3 separate regions of the Homo sapiens genome follow, and all the other regions are linked to region 2. Evidence: chromatin contacts called from ENCODE Hi-C or POLR2A ChIA-PET data. All regions are on one chromosome and are shown on one strand. Each heading gives the region's core, a stretch centred on a gene start or an enhancer-like site at or near the end of the contact. The rest is flanking DNA. Distances are from core to core; before and after follow the strand shown. Region 1 holds the start of CEP85L (centrosomal protein 85L). Region 2 holds the start of FAM184A (family with sequence similarity 184 member A). Region 3 has its middle 54 kb from the start of CEP85L.

Region 1 (4,039 bases), core at 805-3,304, 430 kb after region 2:
TGTAGTCCTAACACACTGTCACAACAAAACAAAAATATGGCAGTTTACCACATGGGGTTTAGTAATGGTTAGATAGTCCTTAGGTTCTCCAACTTGTGTTATGATAAATTTTAATCATTCTGAAAACCATGGCTGTATCATACCATGTACATATCATCCATGTATCATGGATTTGGGGGGAAGCATTAGTTCAGTATATACTCAGAATTCATATGATTAAAAGAAATGGATACTTTAGCAACATAATATTCTCACTTAGTATTTCAATTAGTTCTAATTGCATTAGCCCTCTATCCTCCCAAGTTTAATTACTAGGGACACAAAAATTTCATATTTGGTGCCAAGTGCCAAAAGAGCAACATGTTTTTACTGTTTGCTTTTACTCTGTAATAGATATTGAAATATTTTAGATACTTTCACCTTCGCATGTACTTTTTTTGTGTGTAGTAGCATGCCCTTTATATTGATAAAAAGATGTAGAAAACCCGAGTAAACGATTTTCTTTAAACACTGTTTAGAATTAGGAAATTGGCAGTTTTGAAATAATAAGTGTATTTTAAACTCGCAAAGGCCAAGATATTTCTGTAATATTTTATACACTTCTTAGAACTGCATCACAAATGAATTTCAAAAATTCTGTTCCTGAGACTGTGGTAACTACAAAGCATGAAAAAAAAATCTATACATAGTGCTATAGCTTCTGCTAATTTTCTTTTTGGGACTTAAAAAAATCTATCCTCTTCAAGTGTTAGATAAAACGAGCTAGTGCACATTAAAATAATAAAAAGGAACCAATCACATTCGTCTTTCATGTTTCTGTATCTTTTTATCATCAGAAACAGCTGACCCTTGGCTAACATTACATGATTTGGAGAAATAATTGGAAGTCTACCACAGGGAGACTAAATGTAAAACTCCAATCAGATAAATTACAACACGGATGTGGTAAGTGATAGAACACACACCTAAATCTAATTTAACTTCCAAGAATTTTAAGTAGTATTTCCCAATTAAAATGTCTTTAAGGGAAAAATGCAAATATGAGGCCTTTGTTAGCAAGATTCCAGAACAGGAAAAGCGGAACTCAAAGCCTCTCTAGTTAAGCGACCTGCGTTCCGACTTACCTCTGAGTGATGGGCCTACTGCAGAGCCCGCCTCCCACCACAGTGCTGGCCCAGAATTTTTTATACGAACTAGTTCGTAACTAAACGTTGGAAGCATCACCATATTGCCAGTGAGAAGTAAGATTTAAAAATAAAACGATGCTGTCCCTTTTCGCCCTTCCTTAGGACGTCTCCTCCTGCACTAAGGGTTCAGGTGAAGGGTGGAAACTGGCCAAGAAGAGGAAGAACGTGAAGGAGTAGGGGGCAAGGAGGAAAGGGCTCCCTTTACAGACTTTGGTGCCATTTTTACTTTCTGCTTGCTAATCTGAAACGTTGTGCGATTACAATGACGGCCCCTCTCCCCCTCGGGTACTAATTACCCCCGGGCCTTTTCCGGTGCACATCCCGGTGCTATATTCTGGTGCCTGTGTTGCCCCCACGCCCCCATTAAATTAGTAAAGGAAAACCACCCCTTTTCTGCCCCTAAAGTAATCTATAAACGAAGGAATACAGATGAGGATTTAAATCCCAATCCTAATTCCAAGGGAGGCTGGAAGCCCCCTCAGCCGCGCCCTGGCTTGGCTTTTTCATCTCGAGCGGTTGTGACGCCAGGGGCAGGTCTTCCACGTGTCTTCACAGAGGTGCCCGGAGGGAGGGCGTGAGGGATTACCCAAGGGAGGGGCGAGTATCGCAAAATAGGCCAAGTCGCTGCCCTCTACTCAACTCGCAGGGCGGGAGGATGGAGACAGAGGGATGCGGCGGGAGGGCGGGACAGCCCAGTCGCCGCCAAGGAGGCGAAGCGGGGTCGGGGTAGCTCACCCGCCCCCCGCAGTCCCCGCCCCCCGCAGTCCCCGCCCCGCGCGGCGCCGCGCACGCCTGAAGTCATTGCCCGAGGCCCCGCCCCCTCGCGGCCCCAGCCCCGGCTCTGGCTCTGCCGGCGGAGGGGGCGGAGAGAACCCGCAGCTGCAACTTCGCCTGGAGCCTTTGAGCCTGGGCTCAGCCGGGGATCTAGCAGCCGTCACCGCCGAGTCGCCGCTTCCCCGGCGCGGGCCTCAGCCCAGCCGGCTTGGCCATGGCAGGCGCCGGCAGTGCGGCGAATCTGGCCCCTGCGCTCCCCGCCCGTAGCTGAGCAGCCGTTAACCAGCCATCCCGCCTTTCCTCCTGCCCGTGTCGCCGAGGCCCACGCTCCGCGCAAGTTTCCGCCGCCGAAGAAGCAGGAGGACGGACGTGAGGAGTCGGGCGTCCCTGGCCCACCCGGCCCTCTCGCCCGCGATGTGGGGGCGCTTCCTGGCTCCGGAGGCCAGCGGCCGGGATAGCCCCGGCGGAGCCCGCAGCTTCCCTGCCGGTAAGGAACGGGACAGCGCCCCGGCTGGGGTGGGGGTCACGGCCGACCGCGGCGCCTCGGGACCTCGCCGCCGCTCCCCTCCCGCCTCAGGCCTGTCTTACCCCGGCCGCCTCCCCGACGCCGCCGCGTGCCCAGTGTCCTCCCCGCTGTCAGCACCCGGGCTGACATATGGCTTGCCGCGTCCCAGGCGCATCAGCCCCGCATCCCGTCGTCCCCGCCGCTCCTCCTTGGGCTGCAGCCCCAGCGCCCCCAACTTCCAGCTCGCTTGGGCCCCCGCGGGTTGGGCTTTATTGTCTGCCCGGTTTTTTCCTTTTACTCGTGGGGTGTGTGACCTGCGTGATAACGGGGCTTGCCCGTTTGCTCGCGGGGACCCGGGCGGGAAGGTCGCTGCGACAGTGCTGCGGCGGCGGCCCGGGCGCGTCTCGGAGGGGCCGCAGTTCCGCGCCCTCCCGACTTCTGGTAGGCGCAGGCTGGGGTTGGCTGTGCCCACGCCCGCAGCCGCTACTTTTAGGGCGCGTTTTCGGGAGGGAGGATGCTGCCAGAGATGCGGCCGCTCTCAGCCACCCCCAAGGGAACTTCAGCCCCTCGGAGGAACCTGGTCGCCGCCCCGCAGCCCCTGCGGCGTAAGAGGAGGGCGCGTCCTGCAGTAGCCAATGGACCATTGAGCAACCGGGTTACGAATCCGTTTGGCTTTCCGTGGCCCCTTCAAGGAAAATTAGGGGTTTGCTGCATTCCGTATCTGAAGGGGTCTGTTTGTATCGGACAGCCATTTCATGCTTGCGTCGCTCAGAAGTTGTGTAGGAGCCACAAAATTAGGATAAATCCTCCCCTAACTTGGGATAAAAAATAAGTCTTGGGTTGCCTGTGATATGTTCTCTAAAGATGATGGTCTTTCCAGGCACTTTTAATCTTGAGTTTTGAGGCCTTTTGAGAAACTGAGTTATATGGACATTCTGCGCAGAAAAAACAATGCCATATATACATACGCAAAATTTTCCCTACAATTTTAGCTGTTTCTGGGACTCCTGTTAAGTAACCTTGCTCCACAAAGTGTTTGAGCTCGACTTGTGTAACTTAGAGATATTTTTGCATACATTTCCAAAGCTGTTATTTACAAAACAAAAAAGCAGAAGCAGCATTTGGAAAGGGGTCTTTTGATGGTAATATTTTCTGCTATTTAAAAAAAATCAGGCACTGACCGAGTCACTAGTATCAGGCTATTGAAATTTCGAATAATGCAATTCTTTGATAGTTTAGATATTTGTGATGTGTGGTTTTTAAAAAGACATATGTACATTTTAAAAAGCCAGAGTTAGATTTGAATCATTCACTTAAGTTTGGTCCTGAAACACTTAATGTATGTTAATGAATGATTTGAATCATTCACTTAAGTTTGATCCTGAAATTTAATGTAGGCATGAATTTAGTAAAAAGCAGTATTAAGTAGGGATTTTTTTTTTCTAAATTGTATGTTATTTGTCCTAAGGAGACAGTTCAGAGGTTTCCCGAGTTTACAGATTATTCACAAATCCTGTCATCTAAGTAACTTCAGTGATTGAGAAGCTACTTCATTATCCCTAGGGGCTGGAGG
Region 2 (3,946 bases), core at 538-3,037:
GAGCATAGTATTTAAGAAAAGGGTCCTTTTGGGCTATGCTACATAGTGATGATGGAAACTCATGTGATGGAGTTCAGAGTGAATTACCAGTGGACCAGGGTCCTAACTTCTCATTACCAAGTCCGAGCTGGAAGCAGCTGGTAACACCATCTCTTTTCAGTGGAAGCACTTGAGGAGTGAACAGGTTGGGTGACTCAACTAATGCTACACATTCATTTCCTTATTTCCAGTCTTATTCTCTTTCCACTTTATCATAGTGACAAAAACAAAAATATCTTTGTCCTAGCAAGACTTGGCTATACAAATTTAGTGAAACAGAGAGTCTTTTGAGCATACATTTCTGCTTAGAACGTAAAGAACATGAGTTCTAAAATGACTGTGAATCTTCCATGCCTAGAATTTGATGAAATAGCACTAGTTTCTAATTCTCTTTAATTTTATTTGATCATTAGTGCTTAAGGAGCAACATTTGTAGGATATTTGTTTCTGGCCATATGCTCCATTCAGAACCTCGGAACTAGACAACATTTTTCCTGGAAGGTCTATTTAAGGGGGACTGAGTACCTAGCATCTGGGAAAAGAGCCAATTTCAAGTTTCCTTTCAGGAATTCCAACAGATCTTAAAGTATTTCAGGGTCCGATTAAACCTTCACCTTGTTTAGATGTTGTCACATCCAGACAATCTTTGTTAAATTCGGCTCTCTAGTTTGTTAATATTCTCAGATTTATATTTTGGCTACTTGCATGCTAAAAAGAAATCACATGGAGTTGGGGAATTTGGTTCTGCAAAACTGCGTGGAGATACGATTTTTAAAAAAACAGGTACAATTCTACGTTTTTAAAGTATTATCCATGCCCTAAAATGACTCACATGCTTCAATGCAGGATACAAAAACTTTTTTAAAAAATCATTTGACTTGCAGGGGTAGAGATGTTAAGAGAAAATCAGTAGGGAATAACACATTTATGAAGGCGAAAATGCACAAGTTATGACACATTTTGGCCCAGCTCCAAATCCTTAAAGCACTGATGTCTTGTTCCATCTTCTGTTTTTTTTACCATTACTTTCACTCCGATCCTATTCTTACTTATTTCCAGCCAAGTAGTTTCATATCTATTTGTCTTGGGCTCCACCGCGGGAAAGTAGCTATGCGGTGCTCCACCAGCTGACTGAAAAGGAGCGTTCCCTCCACACATACACTCAGCACTGAACTGGGGGCAGTGGCCGGGCACTCGGGGTGGGAGGGGGCGGCTAAGACAGTGTCACGGTCACTTGTGTGCCATTGGAAGGAAGGTCAGGGCAGGGAATCCTCGCTACTTCACTACTCATGTCTCTGGATTGGGCTTGCCTCTCTTCTTGGGGAAGAGCCACTTCTTGGGGCCCTGCACACACGAGGACGCATGTGGAAAGGGTCTGTAAATCGACACCCGTTCTGCTAACCGAAGGTGATTACAGCACCGTCTTCTTGGGGATACTTTTTTTTTTTACGTCAGGCCTCACGCTCGCTGCACGGGGATCGCCGCCAGGGCTGGGCTGCTGGATCCCCGCCACACGGGGGAAGCACTGGCGGCACGATCCCGGATCGACCTCGCGAGGCGCCCGCACTGGCCGCGGGGCTGCGGGACTGGCGGCGGCGGCGGCGGCTGCGCGGGGCTGGGCGGGGCTTGGCTGCGGGGAAATGACGTCGCCGTCCCCGCGCGCGCCCTGGTAACGGCGGCTCCCGCGTCCTCCTCCATGTCCCCGCCTATCCCCGCCGCAGCCCGCCCCGTCTCCTCCTCCCTCCGCAGCCTCGCCGAGTCCTCGGTGCGGGCTGCGAGCGGGACCCGCGGAGCTGCGCTGTCCTCGACGCCTCCGCCAGGCGCGGGCCGAGGAGCCTCCAAGAGCTGGCCCGGCCCCCGGCCGCCGCCGCCCAACCCCGGGCATCTGCCCCGCGCCGTTGTCCCCGCGGCTTCGGGCCGGCGGGACCGCCCCGTCCCTTCCAGGGGTGACCCGGGGGTCGCGGGTGGGACGGCGCCTGCGGCCGAGTCTGGGGGGCGCCGGGTGTCGGGTCGGGAAGCGGCCGCCGCGACTCTTGCCTCCCGGGCGTCGTTGCTCCACGGGCCTGCCTCCACCCGCGGGGACAGGTGCCCCGGCTGGGGTCTGTTGGGAAGATGGCGACCCCGGGCATGAGCTGGCAGCAGCACTATTACGGCGGCTCGGCGGCCAAATTCGCGCCCTCGCCGGCCACCGCACAGCTGGCTGGGCACAGCATGGACTACAGCCAGGAGATGCACCTGAAAATGAGCAAGAAAATCGCCCAGCTCACCAAGGTAAGGGGGGCAGCGACGGGGCAGGTGGCGACCCCGTGCGGGCCGCGCCGGACTCACCTGTCTCCCCGGGAGGCAGTGCGCCCTGCGCCCGCAGCGAGGGGAACTCTACTCCTCCGCCGAAGCAACAGCCGGAGACACCTCCAAAACCCTGCAAACTTTGGTGGAACGCTGGCAACATGAATTTAAGCTAGACAGCACAGCGGCACGGTGCGCGTAAGGGACTTGCACCTCCTTGCCCTTTGGGGCTAAACCAGCACAGAACAAATTAGGATTTAGTTCCTTTATTTCACAATACTAAATCACTTTACTGTTGCTTCCATGCATCTGCCAGGGCTCCACGAGGCATCACACTACAGTACCATTTGAAGTACAGTACCGTATTTACCTAATATGACTCGGAATTAAACAGTATCTTACTGGTTACTCAGTTAAGGGAAGAATCAACTTTCAGAGGAATGTAGGAGGGTAAAACATACCTTGAGTGCCAATTTGGGGCATTTAATGAGTCATTCCTTATCCTGACAAAATGTCAAACAAGGCTTATTAGATGAATCTCACACTGTGCCTGCATCTAGTTCAATGTTTGTCTGTCGAAGGATAATTTTCAAAGAGCAGTTAGCTTTCACATTCGGCCACGTGTAGTTTAGGACTGTACCTAAATTAGTGAACTTTTTTTCTAATTTAATGTTGATAATGAGAAGGAATTGGTATCTGTGAAGCAAGAGCAATTCATATCTGTTATATTGCTCTGCTTAGAACTCACCAGCAATCTAGCAATACCTATCGGTAAGAAGTGATTTGTGGTGTCTGAAAGTTAAGAAAGATGATATACCTTAATGTGTTTAAGCTGTCTCCTAACAGCTTGTTAGGAGAGTTGGTATGCTGAAGAGAGATGGGCATCGTGGGGGTTACTGCTAGATAGCCTCTGAGTCTGACTCAACTGTAAAGTTCTCACATAATCCCATTGCTGGTTGGCACTTTTGAGAGAGTGAAGTAAGACATGAGATTCGGAAGAGAGGAAAGGAGGAAATAGGAGTGAAAAAAGGTTGAAAAGAGAATAAAAAGATTTTAGTGAAGAAATGTGATTGAGGATAGAAAAGATAACATAAAAGGACTACAAAATGAGAGCACAAATGGAAGAGCAAAAGAAAAGTTACAGGTACATAACAGTAAAACTCAACCAACGTCTTGTGAAGTTTTCTTTTTTGTCTTTTGTTTGATCTCAGCACTGTCTCAGAAATTGTTAGGTGTGCGGTGTTTTGTTTCCTTTTTTGTCAGAGTATTGCATTCAGAGAAAGGAAAATCTAAGAAGGAATGATAGTAGTGTATCATCAGAACATTTACACATTTGGAGTCTAAAAGCCAGGCTTCCTGCAGTAGTGTTTGATCTTCCGAATATTGATGTCCTGAATGAAGCACGTGAATATTTATTCTGATTTTCTCTTATGATGTGTCCATAACATCCACTGTTCTCATTTTAGATGTAACCCTCTAGAGCCCTACTGTAAGTAATAGGAAAACTCAGTAAACTGGTAGTGGGACTGTGTTCTGTTTAACAAATGCTGTTGCTCTTCAGTACATTTTTTTTCTTTCTACTTAACACTTTTTCAGTTTCCTGTTCTTTTATCAGAAAAAA
Region 3 (3,697 bases), core at 370-2,869, 370 kb after region 2:
GTAATAACAGAAAATGAAGTTTAATAAAAAGGAAGTAGTTTAGTAAGTGTTGGTGCTTCCTCACTGTAGAATTGAATGAGGAGCTAAAAAGAATGAGGTAAGGCCAGGTGCAGTGGCTCATGGCTATAATCCCAGCACTTTGGGAGGCCGAGGCGGGAGGATTGCTTGAGCCCAGGAGTTTCATTCCATCCTGGGCAACATGGCAAAATTTTATCTCTACAAAAAATACAAAAATTAGCTGGGCATGGTGGCACACACCTGTAGTCCCAGCTACTGGGGAGGCTGAGGTGGTGAGAGGATCATCTGAGCCTGGGAAGTTGAGGCTGCAATGAGCTGAGGCTCCAATGAGCTCAGTCTGGGTGACAGAGTAAGAGCCTGTCTCAAAAAAGAAAAAAAAAAAAAAAGCAGATGAGGAGGAATATGAGAAGGAAACCCAGGAGGACTGCTGGGACCAGCCTGGAGGGACCAGTACTTGGGGTCACAGAGTTGGAATGGCATCCATGGCAGAGTTGTGATCTCTCTCCAGGAGAGATAGCCTGGGCTCAGACAGGGAGATATGAAGATGAACTCATTGAAGTTTGGGGATTTGCCAGGCCAATGAGGGGCAAGGGAACTGAGATACTGAAGAGAATGGTTAAAGGGATGGCTCATGAGAGCTCCATGGGGTAGGGAAGCAGTGAAGTGAAGAGGACACTAATAGGGAAAGAATTCCAGGACTGGAATCACAAAGCGAGAGTCTTTTTGGGGTGTGGGAAGAGTAGCTAAGCGAGAAGTGGAAGAGGAGGGGATTGTGATTGGAGAGAAAAGTTCCCTATAAGACTAGACCACATTGATGAGGAGGACGGAAAGGAAAAAAGGAATTAGATGTTCAAAAATGTAAGAAAAGAAAATATGACATGGTGGCGTTTCCTGATATCTCAAGTTGAGAAAAGAAAGTTAAAAGAGAAGTGAATACTGGAAGACAGTGAAGGTTTTGTATAATTTAAAGTAAGTGGCACATAAAATAAAAATTCCAGGAGGTTCAAATGTATGTTTCATCAGTTGAGGTTACCCTAAGATAAAAGTTGAAATTATGTTAAAACTTTCTGAAACTCTCAGAAGACCTAACATCTCAAAGGGGCTAGATTCTAGAAAGAAAAAGCTTGCCAATTCCAGTTCTGGCTAGGCATTCTTAGAATACCTTAGAGTAGGTTTTAGTCTTACAGGGTTTCTGCTTTCAGAATATCAACAGGTCTTGACAAATAAAGCTTTTGAAATTTCCCTCTACTGAAATGCTCCATCTGCATTTCAGGATAGTGATGGAAATGCATCAGCTTCATTTCTGGCACTTTGATTGATGAACTTAGACTTCAATATGAAGAAAACCACTGTTCTTCTATCTAGAAAATGAAACTAAAAATAATCCCCTTGTCAGAGTGTCTGTGTTCTGTGGTTAAATTTAAGGCAACTTATTGAGTATTCATTACATGCTGGATACGAGCCCTTCCCTGACAGAGAGCACAGAGCACTACCAGAGGAGCTGGGACACACACCTACATAGACGGCCGTGATACTTCTTAAGAAGCAGCTCCCAAATCTACCCAATTAGCACAGTGCTCACTGTGGGCAAAAAGCTGAGAGCAACAATGTGGGGGCGGGCTTAGCAGGAAAGGCCTCCCAGGCATTGCATAAATGCAAGAGGTCAGAGAAAGAATTCACACCAGGCAAGGAAATTATTTATGGTATTGCAAGGGTGAAAAGATTTTTTTTCAAATCTCCTGGTATCTCTGTTACTCTGCCCTAGTGTTTGGACATATGGAGTTACCATTCCCATTAAATTATTAAAATGTGCCAGAAGACTTGGAATCCCTCAAGAGCATATTGTGAGAAGGGCTCACACACCTCCAATTATGCCTTTGGCACAAGTGCCATGTCAGATTGATGTCTGGAAAAGGATTGAGATTTGGAAAACCACATAATGATTTCTTGTATTGTTTTATCCTTCATTTTGTGCAAATCACACTTACCATGCCATTAGTAGCTTCCTCACAACTCAACAATGTTAAGAGGGACTTGCTAGCTAACTTGATCCCTAATGGAAACCTTTTACTAGGGAGGGCTGGATTTGGTTCCGGGGTCAAGGCAAACACCCTTCAATGAGCCCATGCCATGCCTTGTAACTATATTTTAAACATTTTCATTGTTCCTTCTGCAGAAATTATATCTCTTCCTCCCTTCTGCAAATTGTCCAAGCCCAAAAAGATATTTTGTGCTTATTTAGTGTTATCTCACAGTCTGGGGCAAATTATCAATAAAACAAGAAGCCAAAATCTAATAAGAAAAGGCAGGATATGAGAGGGTATGCATCTCTGCTGCATGAAGAGAAGACAGCAGCACCTCTCGTTTTCTTTTAGAGACTGTTCGGCCCCATGAGTTTATTAAAACAGAAGAAATAAGTTGAAAATGGAAAAGGGTGTGTGTGGGTGATGTGGTTACTTAGCAACAGGGAAGCTTCCGGCTGATGTTCTGAATTGAACAAAGAAAAACAGGACAGCAGGGAATAAAGGAATGGGGAAAAAATGAAAGGGAGTAAAACAGATGTGGTTGGGAGAGAGGGCTAAGAAGGGGTGAAAAATAAAAGTCAGGGAAAAAGCATGAACAGAAATGTGGTAAATACTTAGAAACAGGAAGCCTGTGAATTTTTAAAAATGGAAAAAAAAGCCACTGAAAGAAAGGTGAAAATAGCCAGAAGGGTAAGAAAACATCTGCAGTGGAAGCTGCTAGGCAAATGGAGGAATAAAATGCCCCAGCGCCATGAACTCTTAGCTTAAAACTAGGCTCTTTTGGCCAGGCGTGGTGGCTCAAGCCTGTAATCCCAGCACTGTGGGAGGCCGAGGCAGGAGGATCACTTGAAGTCAGGAGTTTGAGACCAGCCTGGCCAACGTGGTGAAACCCTGTCTCTACTAAAAATACAAAAATTAGCCGGGCATGGTGGCGGGTGCCTGCAATCCCAGCTACTCGGAAGGCTGAGGCAGGACAATCACTTGAAAACCCAGGAGGCGGAGGATGCAGTGAGCAGAGATCAAGCCACTGCACTCCAACCTGGGCGACAGTGCAAGACTTTGTCTCAAAACAAAAAAGCAAAACAAAACAGAACACTAGGCTGTTTTGTGGTGTGTGAGGTCACACCAGGGTGCACCTGAGGCAAGGGGCCCAGAACAAACCCCAGGCCACCAGTCTGTTGAGTCCACTCAGAAAATGAGCCAGTGGGCAGGGTAGCTCCAGGGATATTTTTATAACATTTTATTATAGGCATGAACCCTTAGAATGACCCTAAAATAACATGCCCCCAAAGGGAAATTCCAAAAGAATTGGATGTTAGTCAAGAAAACTTCTAATTTCATCTTTGATTCCTCCAAAGAGTTTGGTATAATGTCATAGCCCAGAGTAGGTCAATAATTACAGATAGGTATGCCTTTTCCCAGTGACTTTGTCATGCCAGTTACATGATATCTGGTAGGCATGTGTGTGCTTATTTATATTACATGGCAGGTATAGTTTGCTTCTATATTTGTCTCTTAAAAGGGCTACCATGTTTCCTAGCCCATCCTCTATATTTTTTGATCATTCACATATGCGTATAAAAAATTTTTGAGCATTTGCTCAACAGAGATACATTTTTATTCATGAATTATATACATGTATTATCTAATAATAC

The links. Hi-C counts contacts between places; a loop is a spot of excess contacts on that map. ChIA-PET counts read pairs that join two places held with the same protein, here RNA polymerase II (POLR2A). Pooled maps may share reads with other maps.
Region 1: a map of B cell shows a loop between it and region 2 (6-fold over the local background). The contact joins the promoter of CEP85L here to the promoter of FAM184A in region 2. A Hi-C loop is called at or near these places in 6 of 168 maps with a recorded cell type or tissue (B cell, CD4-positive, alpha-beta memory T cell, CD8-positive, alpha-beta T cell and 1 more), 1 of 37 single-sample maps with no recorded cell type and 13 of 50 pooled maps. POLR2A ChIA-PET finds 5 or more read pairs at or near these places in 2 of 52 experiments (CD8-positive, alpha-beta memory T cell and WTC11).
Region 3: a pooled map shows a loop between it and region 2 (2.4-fold over the local background). The contact joins the enhancer-like site here to the promoter of FAM184A in region 2. A Hi-C loop is called at or near these places in 3 of 168 maps with a recorded cell type or tissue (CD4-positive, alpha-beta memory T cell and naive thymus-derived CD4-positive, alpha-beta T cell) and 10 of 50 pooled maps. POLR2A ChIA-PET finds 5 or more read pairs at or near these places in 3 of 52 experiments (CD4-positive, alpha-beta T cell, CD4-positive, alpha-beta memory T cell and activated CD4-positive, alpha-beta memory T cell).

Annotation. Positions count from the first base shown.
Region 1 is chr6:118,649,606-118,653,644 of GRCh38, reverse strand. CEP85L (centrosomal protein 85L) reads left to right here and starts at 2,054. Exons shown (of 13, transcript NM_001042475.3): 1 at 2,054-2,448. The coding sequence starts at 2,376. RefSeq lists silencers at 1,701-2,160, 2,361-2,670.
Region 2 is chr6:119,076,505-119,080,450 of GRCh38, reverse strand. It overlaps FAM184A (family with sequence similarity 184 member A), which reads left to right and starts at 1,787. Exons shown (of 18, transcript NM_024581.6): 1 at 1,787-2,310. The coding sequence starts at 2,152. RefSeq lists a silencer at 1,594-1,913.
Region 3 is chr6:118,703,898-118,707,594 of GRCh38, reverse strand. It overlaps a transcript of CEP85L not described here. Among named protein-coding and RNA genes, the nearest start is that of CEP85L, 54 kb to the right of the region's middle. RefSeq lists a silencer at 1,415-1,709. Within about 2 kb of position 1,619, at least 9 of the 41 ENCODE cell types and tissues checked have a DNase peak (open chromatin) inside an H3K27ac peak, as active enhancers do.